Regions from separate parts of the Mus musculus genome. Here region 2 is linked to region 1. Evidence: chromatin loops called from intact Hi-C (ENCODE). Cell type or tissue: heart. All regions are shown on one strand.

Region 1 (8,000 bases):
CTGGTCCTCGGCAATGTAAGCATCATGAGAGGGGGGGGGGTCACTGCTTCTTTTGTTCGCTGCTATATCCCACACACCAACAATTGACTGATATATGTCCAACATTCAATAAATATTGAGTTTATAAAAGGCTCCTCAGCGCAGGAAGAACTCTGAAAATGAGAGCTGAAAACAGAGCACCACCTTAGGAAACAAATCACAAAAGAGATCTTTACTTAAATGATTGATCTTGCTAACGAGTACTGCTGTTGTGCCATGAAACCTTCATGAACCCCAAAAAGACCACCAAGGAGCCCCATCCAATGCAGTCACATTAGGGTCTCATGGGCTCCCTGCCAACCCTGACACAGCAGAAACACGGTGCCCTGAGTTCAGTTTCAGGCAAGCATTTATAGAGGCAAGAAGAAGGTATCTAGCCTGGTGCACACCTGATTGGGGATTCATTATGGCCTTTAATATAAATTTAAGCCAAACCATAAACTTAACTCCTGCTTTCCTCCTTATGTTGGTTGTTAGGAAGGGAAGTGTCAGGGTCAGGCTTGTAACCTGGAGGTGCAGATCTGGTGCCAGAAGCAGGTTTTGTTGGGGGGTAACCTGGAAACTGGTAGGCACAGGTCTTGTTGGGGTGTAGCCTGGAAACTGATGCTAGCTATTGGCCTGTTAGCTAACTTTAAGTTCCACCTTAGGTCAGGTTCTCTAAGAGGAGACGGAGTCTGAACCCAAAAGGTTTGGTCTCTCATTGCAACCTAAATTTTATTTTATAACTATGAAGGTAAAGATTCTGTTACTTACAGTATTCATTGCTATCCAGGGTATATCTCTATTCCAATATTACTGAAATACTGATGCATTGATTATTTCAGTAATATTGTAGGATGTTAGAACTTTACATTGGGTATAATTATTTAGATTTTGGAAGATTTTAATAAGGATATGCTTGTTAACATATCAACTCCACTTCTAAAAGCCACCCGAAGAGAGGGAGGAAACAAGAGGAGGTATGAGGGAGGAAATGGGGTACATTACAGCATTGCCAAACAGTTCTGCATGAACTTGGTTTATAACTTCAAGAGGTTGAAAACAGAAATTAATCAGGATATATATATGTGTGTGTGTGTGTTGTGTGTGTGTGTTTAAATGGTATACACTTGAAATGTGTAATTGTTGATGTCAATATGTTAACAACATCAATGGTTAAATAAGAGCCGTAAGTTACAGAACTGTATATATGATGTTACTGCTCTTTTTTTTTCTTTTTTTTAGATTTGTTTATTTTATGTGAGTACACTGTAGCCATCTTCAGACACACCAGAAGAGGGCATCAGATCCTATTAGAGATGGTTATGAGCCACCATGTGGTTGCTGGGAATTGAACTCAGGACCTCTGGAAGAGCAGCCGGTGCTCTTAACCACTGAGCCATTTCTCCAGCCCGTTACTGCTCTTTTAAGAGGCCATGCTCTTTATATGAGCACATAAATGTACGCGTTCATGCTCACGAGTGTAAAGAAGTCAATTTGTCAGGAGCTGCATGACTGACTAGGAGAAATAAATAATTTTTAGTCTTTGGGCTTTTCTGTATCTTGCTATTTGGGAAATGGAGTTGGGCTGCAAGGCAAATGAATTTCGCCTGTCATGTACACAAGACAGTTTGTCAATACAGGAAAATAGTCAAGTCCTGGAGATACTGATGCTTCATATAAAAATATTTTCAATTATTATAAACGGCTAAAGGTAGCACTCGTTCAAACGCGGTCTTCACACATCTCCACACAATCCTACCCGCCTAACTTCCACCCACAGAGTTTTTCATTAATGCATTCATTCATTATCTCAGCCATCACATGTGCACCCACGTTCGTAAAGGCACATAAAGGATAACGAGCAAATTATAGTCACATCACGGCTGCTGCAAACCGCAGGCATCCCGTCCTCTACCCACACCCGCGACCGCTCTACAGGGCCCTGGCTTCCACCCAGCACAAAGAGTCCTGGCCTCCAGCTCACGGCTTCCGGGACTCAACGCTGAGCCGGGCCACGGGTCTCGATCCCCCAACCCGACGCCGCCCAAGGCTCACAGCCTCCGGGCTACGGCCTGGTGCTGCTAGGCTGGGAAAGAAGACCCACAAACCTGGGTCCGCTAGGCGCAGGGTAGCACTTCCCAGAGGGCCGCGCGGCTCGCCGGGCGGGTCTGGCCTTCGGCGTGCGAGTCAGGAGAGTGGCCAAGGCTCGGGTAAGGGCGCGGCGCTGCGGCAGGGGGACCGGCTTGAGCCTGGGCGGGTTTTGTAGCAGCGGCTACCCCGCGGCCTGGCATTCACAGCCTGGGGGTGCAACTTGCAACTGAGAAGAATCCGAAAGGATCCCTTGCGTTCTTGCTTTGAACTACATTTCCCAGAGCCCTTCGCGGCCCGAGACCTGTGCTCACCCAAATGAAAAACTGGCCCTCGGCTATGAGACTTTCAGGGTTAGGGAGTCTGAGCCAGGAAGAGAGCACGGCTGAGTTTGTTTAGTTCCCTTGGATCAGGGCTCTCTCCCGAGATTGTCTACCTCTTTATGATGGGGATGGTCCTCCGGAGTCACAAACTCTTGGTAGCAGGCAGAAGGAGGAGTTACGTGAATACGTGTGTGTGAGAACTAGACTATGGGGTCAGGGTGTGGAGTTTATAGAGTTAAGAGACCTTGAAGTTCAGTGACATTTAAAACTGTGTGAATTTGCAACCACTTTTGTAATCATGGCTGGGTGTTCTCTTGCAGCGTTTCATTGCTATCTTCCAATTTTGTCAGAAACATGCTTTTGTCTATACTTCGTAGACTCCTTGTTCTGACCGACAGTGTTACTGGACTGTTAACGTAGGATTGTAAACACCATTGCTGAGCAATGTCTACATACTAACTAGATCCTAAGGAAACGGAGCCATTTACTAGTCAACTAGACCCTTGTACCAGTTAGCCGTTCTCTCTCCATCAAAACAAAACAATCACCACTGGGGAGGGGGACGTTATTAGATATACGTTTTTACAAATACTTTCCACCCTTGCTGTAGGAGTAATTTGTCCTTTTATTGTCCTGATAATACTCTTTAGTGAACAAGGGTTTTTTGTTGTTGTTGTTGTTTGTTTGTTTGTTTTAAAGGTTTATTTATTTCTACTTGACGTGTTTTGAGTATTTTGTCTGCAGTTCATGCATGCAATACACAGAGAGACCAGAAGGGGGCATCCGATTCCCCGAAACTGGAGTGGCCTGTGCTTGTGAACCACTCCCTGAGAGTTCTGGGAATGAAACATGGGTCCTCTTCAAGAGCAACAAGTACTCTTGATGCCTAATCTGTCTCTCAGCCCCTGCTTTAGATAGATAGTATAGTGTACATAGTTCCTTTATCATAGTATTTAAGCAACATTATTTTATTTCACACAGAATATAGAACTCTAAGCAATAGTTTGTTTCTCTTTTCCTTTCATAATATTGTTGCTGTCAAATAAACTTCTTGAATTTGCCATCGCTTGACATGTAGCCCAAACTGGCCTCAAGCTCAGATAAATCGCCCAGCTTCTGTTTGACAGGCCCACCCCCATCCTAACTTTTATTTTCTGTCTATCCCAGCACCACAGATAGCTTCTCCCATACAGTGTTGGTTCCTAATCAGACACCACAGAGAATTCCATACACAAACACATATCCATGATTCTAACCCTTCAACGTTTGTCCGACTCAATCTGACACTCTCCACAAATCTACCACAGCACATTTAAACATCACAAATATCATATATACTGTGAACACAATCAAGCACACATGACTCCAGAAATGTTTGCCTAACCCAGCAAATCATGTTTTCCACTGTTACACTCCAAGAATTGTGTACATACATACACACTCAGAGAGTTAGGTATTATTCTCAAAATCTTGAAATTTTTCCTGAAGAAAAATACTATGTGTTTGAATGAAGTACAGAGTCAGATGAAGACAATACGGAGGGCATGGCTGAGTGGCAGAGTGCTTGCCTGGCATGCTTGACAACCTGGGTTCCATCCCACAAAAAGATCTGTGAAGGGACTAGAGAAAAGGCTTAGCAAGGAGCTGGAGGGATGGCTCAGTGGTTAAGAGGAGCACCCTCTGCTCTTCCAGAGGTCCTGAGTTCAATTCCCAGCAACCACATGGTGTCTCACAACCATCTGTAATGGAATCCGATGCTCTCTTCTGGTGTGTCTGAAAACAGTGACAGTGTACTCATATACATAAAATAAATAAATCTTGGAAAGAAAGGAAGGAAGAAAGAAAAAGAAAGAGAAAAGAAAAGGCTCAGCAATTAAGAGCACTCTGGGAACTGATGCCCCAAAGATATAGGCAAAAATACTCATACACATAAAAAGTAAAAATAATTAAAATATTTTCAGTTTACTTTATGTGCATGGGTGTTCTGCTTGCATTTGTGTCTGTATACACGTGGTTTGGCGGTGAGAAGAGACATTAGGACTGAGGCTTGTCCGTCCCACTGAACTCCAAGGTGCTATAGTCCCTTCTATCCAGACTACATTTCCCAATGTCCTCTGGGAGCCCAGGCAACAGAGGAGCTTCCCCCCCCCCCCCCCCCCCCGTCCCCCTCCTACTCAGAGGCTAGATTCTCCAACTTGTGGCAGCTGGAGTGGAGAACATTCCAGAGCCTTCAGGGAAGAAGCGAGACAGGGAAGTGGCTGGGGAGTGTCCACCTGGAATCTGGTCGCCAGGCCTTCTGTGCGTCCCTGGAAGTAGGAAATGGTTGTTACAGTTCTGCGAGCCTGTCACCCAATGTGCGACTGAATCTATGCCTGGTACCTTCCCTTTCCCCCTTGTGCATCATCGGGGAGCCTCCTTGTGACTAGAATGTAAGTCCGTTGTTAGTGATGGCAGCCTGTGGCACCAGAGCGTCTGAGACGTGTAGGAGAGAGTGAACATCTGACATCATGTACATCCATGTGTGTGACAGTGGCTGGCAATGTCGTCTTTGAGACTTTGAGTATGTGAGTTTCCTGAAACTGTCACCCAGTGTCTTTTCTGTAAGCTCTGTAAAGTTGCTGCCCAAGGAATAAATTGAAAATGACTTGAGCATGGATTATATCGTATGCAAACCAATTCCTATGTCTCTACCAACTCTGTTTACTGAAGGGAAGGTTGCAACAGGAGGAAGGAACATCAGATGGTAGGTAATGTGGATGCTGAGAGGAATGCCAAGTTTGCCGTGTTCTTTTCCCATCTCAGCTAGCCCAGATCGCCATTTCTTAGGAGGAGCTGAGAGGAAGAGTGGCTGTCGGACTTCTTAAAGCCGTGCACCAGGTGAGCTGGTATATTCTCTCTCCTTTAATTCCCTTCCCACCTTTCAAAGTGAGCTGACATTAACTTCCCTGCTGCTGAAATGATTTGGCCTATCCAGCATGGGAGTCCCATCCCTGGCTGTCTCGCTTGATTTTATATTAATTTCTTTCGCTCTGTGTGAAAGTCATTCTGTCAGCTCACTACCTTAAATTGTAAATTTTTGTCTTTTTTTTTTTAAAAAAGATTTATATATTTATTTTATGTAAGTACATTGTAGCTGTTTTCAGACACTCCAGAAGAGGGCATCCGATCTCATTAAAGATGATTGTGAGCCACCATGTGGTTGCTGGGATTTGAACTCAGGACCTCCGGAAGAGCAGTCAGTGCTCTTAACCACTGAGCCATCTCTCCAGCCCAATTTTTGTCTTTTTTCAAAAGATTTTTTTTCATTTATTTATTTACTATATGTAAGTACACTGTAGCTGTCTTCAGACACCCCAGAAGAGGGCATCAGATCTCATTACAGAGGGTTGTGAATCACCATGTGGTTGCTGGGATTTGAACTCAGGACCTTTGGAAGAGCAGTAGGTGCTCTTACTCACTAAGCCATCTCATCAGCCCCTCAAAAGATTTTTTTTTAAGCATATGTGTGCTTATCTGTGTGAGTGTGTGCCACCTGTGTGCTGCTGCCCACACAGGCCAGAAGAGGGAGTCAGGTCCTCTGTTGCTGGAGTTACAGGCACTTGTGAGCCACCTGACCTGAATGCTGGAAACTGAATTTGGATTCTCTGCAAGAGCATAGCAACCCTCTTAAGTATGATCCACCTCCCCAGCCCTATATGCATTTGTGATGGGTGGTCTTACACATACTATGCCCTCATCTTGGCATGCTATTCCCCCTTATTTAAGATAAAGGTCAGCTTAATTCTAGATACTTTGCAAAAATCATCATGCATGAACAAATTTTAAGAACATGGGGAACCACAGATTTAGTTCGGGGGGGGGGGGCTTCCTCTTTTACCTACATTGGCTGCTTTAGTAATCTCATCTTGTCTCATGACTTAAAATACGCTTTGTGCATCTAAATCCTTTTTACCTCCATTGGAATCAGGGTCTTCCTGTGTAGCACTTGTTTCTGCCTCATGACTGATGGCACTAAAGGTGTACACCACTCCACCCAGCTAGCTCTCATCCCTGAACTTGACTTTCATATCTAACTGCCGACTGAGTTGTTCCTGTGGTTGCAGAGTAGTTATCTCAAATGCAAACGTCTTCCAGCTGAATGAAATTCGGGAATGGGAGGTGATGTGATCTGTGCTCACTTGAGTAGGGTCTCTCTCTCTCTCTCTCTCTCTCTCTCTCTCTCTCTCTCTCTCTCTCGCAATTGAGAATAAACTGAATGGGTTGAGGCTGAAACGGGGCAGCAAACCAGGGAACTAAGGAGCTCTTACAGACATGCTTATCTCCATTGCACGTGCTACAGTTCCATGAGGAGCTGGGTCCATTCTACCTGCAAACAGAGCTAGAACGGGACTACGTTCCACTGACCACACAGCTTCCTTCCCATTTTGAACTGTCATCTCCCATGTGCAGTGTGGCTATAGTCTCTTAACTTGGCTCTCTGCTTCTATTCTCCCGGCTTTCAATCTGTTTCATCCCCGCTCTGACAGCTTTAGGCTTCTTAAACTTGAAATTCTCCTGCCGCACACCATGCCCAGCTGCCTGCAACATTTTCATCAAGGTTGGTTGACTCTGCATGTGGAGAGGCTGAGTACATCATTTGTTAGGGGACAAATTAATTGTGAATTTGGGACTTAAGCCTTTTTTAAAAAAATGCAGCGCCAGCCGGACAGTGGTGGTGTGTGCCTTTAATCCCAGCACTTGGGAGGCAGAGGCAGGTGGATTTCTCAGTTTGAGGCCAGCCTGGTCTACAAAGTGAGTTCCAGGTCAGCCAGGGCTACACAGAGAAATCCTGTCTTGAAAACAAGAAACAACAACAACAACAAATGCAGCACTGGTAATGAAACTCAGGGCCTTTGGCATTGGAGGCAAGCACTCCTGCCACTGAGCAGCCTGCAGCCAACCCTGTGCATATTTTTTTTGATGATCATATACAGACGAGCAAGAGGGTGAGGGTGAGAGGGATTGCTCTTGCAGAGGTTTTGAGTCCCCATGTAAGACAGCTCAACACTGCCAGTACTCCAGCTCTAGGGGATTTCTGACGCCCCCTTCTGGCCTCCACAGGTACCTGCACTCATGTCTACACAGACACACAGACACAAAAATAAATCTTTAAAAAAAAAAAAGAATGGTATCAAAAGATGGCCTAGTCGGCCATCACTGGAAAAAGAGGCCCATTGGACACACAAACTTTTTATGTCCCAGTACAGGGGAACGCCAGGGCCAAAAAAATGGGAATGGGTGGGTAGGGAAGTGGGCGGGTGGGTATGGGGGACTTTTGTGATAGCATTGGAAATGTAATTGAGGAAAATACGTAATAAATAAAAATAATAATAATAAAAAAAAGAATGGAAAAATATGGCTTGTTGTGGTGGTGGTGGTGGTGGTAGTGGTGGTGGTATTGTGGTGTTGTTGTTGTTGTGTTGTTTGGGGTGTTTCACATAAAGAAACCTGGAGTGCAACTGAATCATAGCTTAGCTCCAGATCTTTAAGAACTCTGCCCTGTCCCCTGGAGGCAGAAGCAAAATTAGA
Region 2 (8,000 bases), 94 kb after region 1:
GAGCCCTCTGTTACTCAGAACAATCCTCTGCAGTAGGCCTTGTCTCAGACATGATGGAACTACACACAGCACGGAGAAAACAGAGCAGCGCAAAGCCAAGGTCTGAGCTTAGAGCCCTGGCAGCTCAGACTCAACCCCACAATCCTGTTGCTACACTGCCCTGCTCCTCTAAGACATAAATCAGTGGTCTTTAACAGGTTCACACTTGGAAAACTTTAAGCCTCCTCTCTCGTTACCACAGACCTCTCCCTAGGATCCCTGTCACCTTACCTCTCTCCTCGTGAGGCTCCAAAGCAGAAGACTCCTGGAGACAAGGCTCAGAGGGAGAGGGCTGGCCTCAACACATAAAGGCCTGAGTTCGAACCCCAGCACTAGAAAGAGGAAAAAGGTCCTATGTGAAAGACCCTGCTACCACTGCTACCAAGCAAACCCCTCTTTGTCTTTCCTGCTGGGAGCCCAGGGCAGCTGAGATCAATGACAACCCATGCGATGCTGGGTGAGGCATCACCCAGGAGGAAGAGGCAGGTAGCTCTCTGGGAGGGAGGCAGCCTGTGGTTTCCTCTGCAAATTAAATCTTATGTTTGTAAAAGTGCGGTTTGCCCAGAGAGCAAAGTAGCTGTTTCGATTTGTGGGAGCAGTCCGAGGATATACTGCCGGCTAGAACATAAGTTCAAGTCTTCATTCACCAGATGAGAGAAGACCCAGTTACAGCGCCTACCACCACCCTAAACTGAGGTTTCCTGAGTCGCCCATGAGTGGCCCTTTTGATTTACTGTTTTTATAGCTGTTCCATTAGAGGACCCATCTGTAAAAACCAAAGCAGCCGGCTGAGGCAAGGAAGGGTTCCTCTGATACTCTTGGAGGAAAAGTTATGGGATGTAATTTTAAGAGTTGTTGGGTTTTTTGTTTGTTTTGTTTTTTGTTTTGTTTTGTTTTTTCGAGACAGGGTTTCTCTGTATGGCCCTGGCTGTCCTGAAACTCACTTTGTAGACCAGGCTGGCCTCGAACTCAGAAATCTGCCTGCCTCTGCCTCCCAAGTGCTGGGATTAAAGGCATGCGCCACCACACCTGGCTTAATTTTAGGAGTTGTAAAAGGCGGTGAGAGGAGAGCTGATATAATATTTGTCCTGTAAAATTAATCAAACTTATATTCCATGAGTCACATGTGTAAGAAGATGACTTAATTGTTCTACATTGTGGAGTATTACAATACTAGACACCCAAAATTCTCTTTGCTCTAAGTTCTTAAAAACCAGAGAAGCGATCTAAGAAAGCTCTGAGGCTATACCTTTCTTTCTTTTTTTTTTTTTTTTTTTAAAGATTTATTTATTATATGTAAAGTACACTGTAGCTGTCTTCAGACGCACCAGAAGAGGGCATCGGATCTCATTACGGGTGGTTGTGAGCCACCATGTGGTTGCTGGGATTTGAACTTCTGACCTTCGGAAGAGCAGTCGGGTGCTCTTACCCACTGAGCCATCTCACCAGCCCCCTAGGCTATACCTTTCTTAGCTGTAACTGGGAAAGGGACCTATTCAAGTGGCCCACTCTGCTAGAGACATCCAGTAGACATGTGATACTATTACCAGGCTCCGAGGCTGCGTATAAATGATTCTCTCTAGCTGTTGGTTAGCTATCTCCATTGTATTAATTGTAGGGTTTGTCTCACTTCTTTAGTCAATGTTCTGGGAGAGCATGGATCAGAATCTCACCTTAACATGTCAGAGAGGTAGGGCCATCGCCTGCAGTGGCCTGTTTAAGTTTCTTGAGGAGTTTATAAGGCAGGGGCTCCCATGAGGGCTCCTCATTCCATTCATGATTTAAGACTGGAAAATATAGGGGCTGGTGAGATGGCTCAGTGGGTAAGAGCACCCGACTGCTCTTCCGAGTTCAAATCCCAGCAACCACATGGTGGCTCACAACCATCCGTAACGAGATCTGACACCCTCTTCTGGAGTGTCTGAAGACAGCTACAGTGTACTTACATATAAATAAATAAATCTTTAAAAAAAAAACAAACCTGGAAAATATCCAAGCTGCTCTCACAATTGATGGGCTTGCTCAAGAGCTCCTTTGCATCCCACTGAAGAGGCACCAATAGTCTTCCCTTCTTAGGCTTGGTAAGTTGGGATGTGGCCTTGGAGGTTAAAGGAGGCCAAACTGGATTGTGATATTTTTAGGCCTCTTCTTCCAAGTCTATTTCCTCATCAGTCCCAGTAAGACAAACTCTCAACAGGCACAGTTTCAGGTCTGTATTCTTGATGCTAGACTTGGATCTCTCTCCACACTCTAGTCCAATAATTCAAATCCAAAGTCCCTTGGTCTGGGAAACAAGGGCTACACTGCTGCACAAACTGCAAAAATATTATTAATTGAGAGGTGCTAACCCTGATCCCTTTCTTTCTCCAGGGTCTGTTGTATTATAGCTATAAAGAGTCTTCCTTCTTTAGACTCGTTATGGCCCATGACCTTCTTATAGTTCTTCTCTGTTCACCCAACTCTAATTCCTGGTCTCTCTCTTACCCAGGAGGCTCATGAAGCCCTTGGGTGAAGTCCTATCCTTATCACAAATGTTGGGGTGGTGACAGATGCTGGGGTGGGGAGAGTGTTGGGTTGGGGACTGCCTTGCCAGTTGACAGGTTCCAGAGAGGAGATGGGAGTAGGTGAGGAAGAGTTGAGTCAGGCGCAGTGGTCTGGAGAATCTTGCAGCTTTAACCAACTGTCAGGGCCCTTCTTTGTTTATAGAGAACTCAGTAGGCAGGGACAGATTCATGTTCTTCCAAGAGATGGAAATCATGTTTTCCTGGACATGTGTTTAGCTTCCCCCTCATGTCTGGGGCCATATGTTTGATCGTCTTTAATACGACAGAGTAATCTCTCACCATCACTTTCCCTCATCAACCCCTAACCCAATTTCTAATGTTGCCAAAGCAAACATATGTGGTAAATGACAGACCGTTCTCAGGCTTGCAGCTCTTGAAGTTTCCAGGGTACTAGACAGAAAGAAAAGCTTCAAGCCAGCATAGGCAGAGTGCCATGTCCAGGGCAGTGTAACTGTCATTAGGCCCAAGAAAAATCCTCAGGCCAAAGCTGCTATAGCTATTATTCAATGTCTGCCATAATACAATACTTATATTTTGTATCTTTGTAGATTGTATTTACATGTGTAAGCCTGGTATACTTTTGTTCCTTGGTCATATGATACCACAGTAGCCCTACACAAGCTAAGTTCTCTAAAGGGGGTTCTGATACCTCAATGTTTTATCATTTTCCACACTGCTCTTTTTTTTTTTAAGATTTATTTATTCATTATATGTAAGTACACTGTAGCTGTCTTCAGACACATCAGAAGAGGGAGTCAGATCTTGTTATGGATGGTTGTGAGCCACCATGTGGTTGCTGGGATTTGAACTCAGGACCTTCAGAAGAGCAGTCGGGTACTCTTACCTACTGAGCCATCTCACCAGCCCCTTCCACACGGTTCTATGTCCATCAGTATAAGCCCCTGTATAAGGCAGAGACAACTGCAGACCATATGCAGCACCCCCCGATCTTCTGTGCTACCTAATTGCCTGAGTGTATGGCAGGGAGAAGCTTGTAATCTGATCTACTGCCAACTCCTCTAGCCCCCTGAATCTTGTTTACCTTTTTTGTTTGTTTTTTTGTTTTGTTTTTTTTGTTTGTTTGTTTGTTTTTTGAGACAGGGTTTCTCTGTATAGCCCTGGCTGTCCTGGAACTCACTCTTTAGACCAGGCTGGCCTCAAACTCAGAGATCCGCCTGCCTCTGCCCTCCAAGTGCTGGGACTAAAGGCGTGTGCCACCACTGCCCGGCTGATCCGCAGCTTGTGGCTCAGCTTTGCTGCATCTTTGCTGAACAGCTGTGCTGACTTCATGGCCGTTCCAACTAGATACTGCTGTGCCAGTGCTAAGGATGGCTAGCTTCTCTTTACGGTTTACTTGTAGACCATCTCAACACAATCGGAAAAACGCAGCTCTCAAGAGAAACTGAACACCTTTCGATCCTGGTGCGAGTTAACTCCTAGAAAGGAGGAATCATGAAGAATCCAACCTCACAGAGGCAGAAGGCCAAAGCACCAGGTTAAGAGGTCACGTTGACTGTGAAAGCTTGAGATTTTTTTGGAGCAGGACTGGAGCAAAAGTCGATGTCCTGCTACCTACCAAATCTTGATTGATGCGCTGAGGATGGGAAGGGCGCAGGAGCAACTAGAATGTGATGGGTGAGATACAAGTGAAAAGGCCCTTTTGTAAGCTCCCCATGCCTAGCCCACACTTGCTCTAAGCTAGACTAGCTCTCTACCAGTGAGGTACCCTGCCAGCCCCCCAACCCCACCCCACCCCCGCCCCCGGGCAAAAGGCTTTGAAGAGCTTGGTAATTTAGGGGTTTAGACCTGGCTGCTGTTGCTAAAATGGGATTAAAAGAGACAGAGATTGATTGAAGATTAAGTGTTATTCTGGCTGGGCACAGTGGCACACATTGCAGCCTGGAGGCTGAGGCAGGAGGATCACCCACAAATTTGAGATCACATGGGTTACAGTGAATTCCTGGTCAGTATAGGTACAAATTGTTTAAAACAAGAACAAAACGTGCTATTCTGGTAAGAAGCGTGGTTTAGCAAAGGAATCTTCCACAGTAATTAAAAACGAACTAGCAAAGCAGGCTTCGTGGATAAGAAAGCTGCAGCCTGGAATGCAGAGATGGATCAGCGGGTTACACTCTCAGCACCTACGTGACTGCTGTAACTCCAGTTCCAGAGAATCCGATGCCCTCTTCAGGGCTCCTCAGGCGCAGTCACACTCAGTGGTGCACAGAAAGAAAAGCAGACAGAAACACTCACATACGTAAAAAACGAACATGTTAAAAATTTAAAACCTGTGAGGCTGGAAACAGCTGTACTGCTAGGAGCAGTGGCTGCTCTAGCAGAGGATGCAAGTGTGATTCCCCGTACTCACATGGTGTTTCACGACCGTCTATAACTCCAGTTCCTGGGAATCAGACACCTTCTCCTGGCTTCTGCTGGTATGTGTATACACACAAATACACACACACACACACACACACACACACACATAAAAAAGAAAAAATACAAAAGACATTTGTAACCACACAAAGAGGGCCTGGACCCGCATTTAATCAGAGACATAATCTCTGAGTGATGCTTACTATCAGTCTGCATGAATCTGTCTCCTCTACCCTGACCAAGATAACACCAAACCGCTGCTTCTTTCCAAGCTAACTTCATTTTCACTTTCACAGTAATGAGGAGTAAATGTCCCCATGCCTGGAAAAACAAGGAGTACACTTCATAGGACAACGAGAAAGAAGAAAGTTAGGCTATTTTTTTTTCCGCAGTAATGTTGGGTCTCTATGTATGCAACAACAATCGTTTCCTGCTTTTATTCCCTCGCCTTCCCTAAAATGAACAAGTCTGGGGAAAAGGTCAAACCGGGAAGGTGCGGGCTTGGTAGCCTGGGGACACACCCCTCGCGACCAGCCCTTCCACACACATAACCTACTGGAAATGGAGCGCCGCGGATGGAGAGGACACTGGCCGCCACCGGAGGGGCAGGTTTGACAGGCGACGGCCACCGGGGCTGCCTGGCGGGGAGGGAGCGCGTACAAAGCAGCCCTGCGGTGGCAGCTGCGCTGTCTTTTTGTACGGAGGGCCCTCACTCTGAGGTTCACACACAGAACTCAGAGCCATGCTGGGCCTCTGGGCTCTGCAGCGGGAAGACGGAGGATGCAACGGGGTACGCGGTGTCCACTCAGCGTCACCGACTCCAAGTCTCTCAAGCCAACTAAAGACAAACCTACGCTGCCCCCGCGACAATTTCCTCAGTGCAAGGGACCAACTCACCTCTCAGAGCGGACCGGCGCTAAGCAGCCGGAAGGATGCTGCGCAGAGGCCTGTGGGAAATGTAGTCCATGGTGGGAAAGACTGGGCCAACGCAGCGGAGTGCGCAAGCGTGCTCGGGGCTGTGATGGGTGGAGGCCTCTGGGTGTGATCTTGGACCAGCTGGAAGGGCTAGGAGATTCCGCTGCCCTCTGCCCCCAAATCCCCACCCCAAACCTAGCTCACTGGGCTGGGGGTTGTGTCGTTGCCCTACCAGGGCTGAGAACACCATCATCACATTATCACATGCTTAATATGTGAGATAAGCATATTCTCACCCCAGCGAGGGTGTAGGCATGATCAGGGAACTCAGTAAAATACATTCTCCAAAGGTGCAGTCCCACATCTACCCAGGGAAAGGTTGCTCAGGCTCCTTGGAGTTCCCGCTGCCTCTGCTTTCTCCCACTGTCCCTTCTAGCCGTTGTGTATATTGGTCTAGTCGTTGGTATTGGCCTTAGGTTTTGTTTTGCAAACTGGAGATGAAGCCAAGACCTCTAAGACTGGAAAGATAATTATGCTTTCTTCTATCACAGTGGTTCTCAACCTGTTGGTCGAGATCCCCCCCCCCCTTGGGGGTCAAATGACCTTTCACAGGGACCACCTAAGACCATCAGAAAACACAGATATTTACATTAGGATTCCTAACAGTAGCAAAATTACAGTTATAAAGTAGTACCGAAAATAATTATATAGCTTGTGGATCACCACAACATGAGGAACTGTATTAATGGGTCGCAGCTTTAGGGAGGTTGAGAACCACTGCTCTAACATTTTCTTGTGTTTGTGCCAGGCCTCATCCGGTCTTCAGGAGACTGAAGCATGCAGACTGCAAATTCAAGATGAATGGAAAAAAAAAAAAAAAAAAGGAGGACATGACTGCTCCCAAGGGATTGAGATCTAAGAGAGAGCACTGGCAGGGGCGTCTGAAAGTAACCAGGGTGGCCATGACTGCCGGACTAAATGGGGCCATGTGAGGGGAGGGGGTGGGGTGTAGGACAGGCTAGAAGCCAAGAGGCCAAGTGCAGCGGGCAAGAGGTAACAAAAGGACCTTGTGCCCAAAATGACTGGGTTATACAGGAATCACAGAAGCTGGGAGATGGGAAGCCCAGGCCTGGGCTACAGAGTTTGGGATAGTGGGGGGCAAGGTATATCAGCCAGGATGTCTCTGTAATAGGTGCTGGGGATGTTGAAAGATCCTCATCGATCCTCTTGTTTCTTTCCAGAGCGCTGTTATTACAGGCATCCGTCAACATTCCCAGCGTTGGGACGTTAGTTTTAGGAACGTGACAATTGAGAGGCTGGTGAGATGGCTTAGTGATTGAGAACCCTTGCGCTCTTGCAGACACAACACATATGATGGTTCCCAAGTGTCTGTAACTTCAGTTGCAGAGGGCTGGTGAGATGGCTCAGTGGGTAAGAGCACCCGACTGCTCTTCCGAAGGTCCGGAGTTCAAATCCCAGCAACCACATGGTGGCTCACAACCACTCACAATGAGATCTGACTCCTTCTTCTGGAGTGTCTGAAGACAGCTACAGTGTACTTACATATTAAAAAAAAAAAAAAGAACAATAAATAAAGGGGTGGATGTAGTGCACACTTGTATGTAGTCAAATATTCATACATGTAAAATAAAAATCTTTTAAAAAAAAGAACATTACATATCTGGTATAGATTTCTTTTCTTTCCTTTTTTAAATTAAATTTTTGAGACAGGATTTCTCTGTGTAGCCCTGGTTGCCCTGGAACTCTCTCTGAAGGCCACGCTAGCTTCAAACTCAGAGATCTACCTGCCTCTGTCTCTCAAGTGCTGAGATTAAAATCGTGAGCCACCATGTTTGGCCTTATGATTTTCTTTTATAAAGGAACATGTTGCTTGGAACAGTAGCTCCCACCTGTAATTCCAATACCTGAGAACTGATGCAAGAAGATTACCAATAATTTGAACCTAGCCTTAGCTATAGTGAGACCCTATCTCAAAAACAGAATGAGATAAAAGAGAAACACAGCAACACATGAAGTAGCAAGTTATCTTGTTTGGTCATAGAGTAGATATGTAAAGACATTCAACTCACTATTAATCAGGAAAAT

Evidence for each region. Peaks named below come from ENCODE experiments on the same cell type or tissue, not always from the same donor. Only the 100,000 strongest peaks of a DNase experiment are listed, where the experiment ranks them.
Region 2: it touches region 1 in a loop (5-fold over the local background); 3 of 42 quality-filtered maps call a loop at or near these places.

What each region holds. Positions count from the first base shown.
Region 1 is chr7:29,951,726-29,959,725 of GRCm38, forward strand. It overlaps Zfp74 (zinc finger protein 74), which reads right to left and starts at 2,340. Exons shown (of 6, transcript NM_178384.4): 1 at 2,130-2,340; 2 at 1-165. C230062I16Rik (a long non-coding RNA gene) reads left to right here and starts at 328. Exons shown (of 4, transcript XR_003946630.1): 1 at 328-2,231; 2 at 5,235-5,309. In heart, CTCF peaks have their summits at 2,308 and 3,192 (motif pointing right); a DNase peak (open chromatin) is centred at 2,276; H3K4me3 peaks cover 2,468 bases; H3K27ac peaks cover 2,028 bases.
Region 2 is chr7:30,045,469-30,053,468 of GRCm38, forward strand. It overlaps Zfp14 (zinc finger protein 14), which reads right to left and starts at 5,928. Exons shown (of 5, transcript NM_178733.5): 1 at 5,877-5,928; 2 at 271-371. In heart, no CTCF peak of the experiment used is centred here; a DNase peak (open chromatin) is centred at 5,953; H3K4me3 peaks cover 1,787 bases; H3K27ac peaks cover 1,069 bases.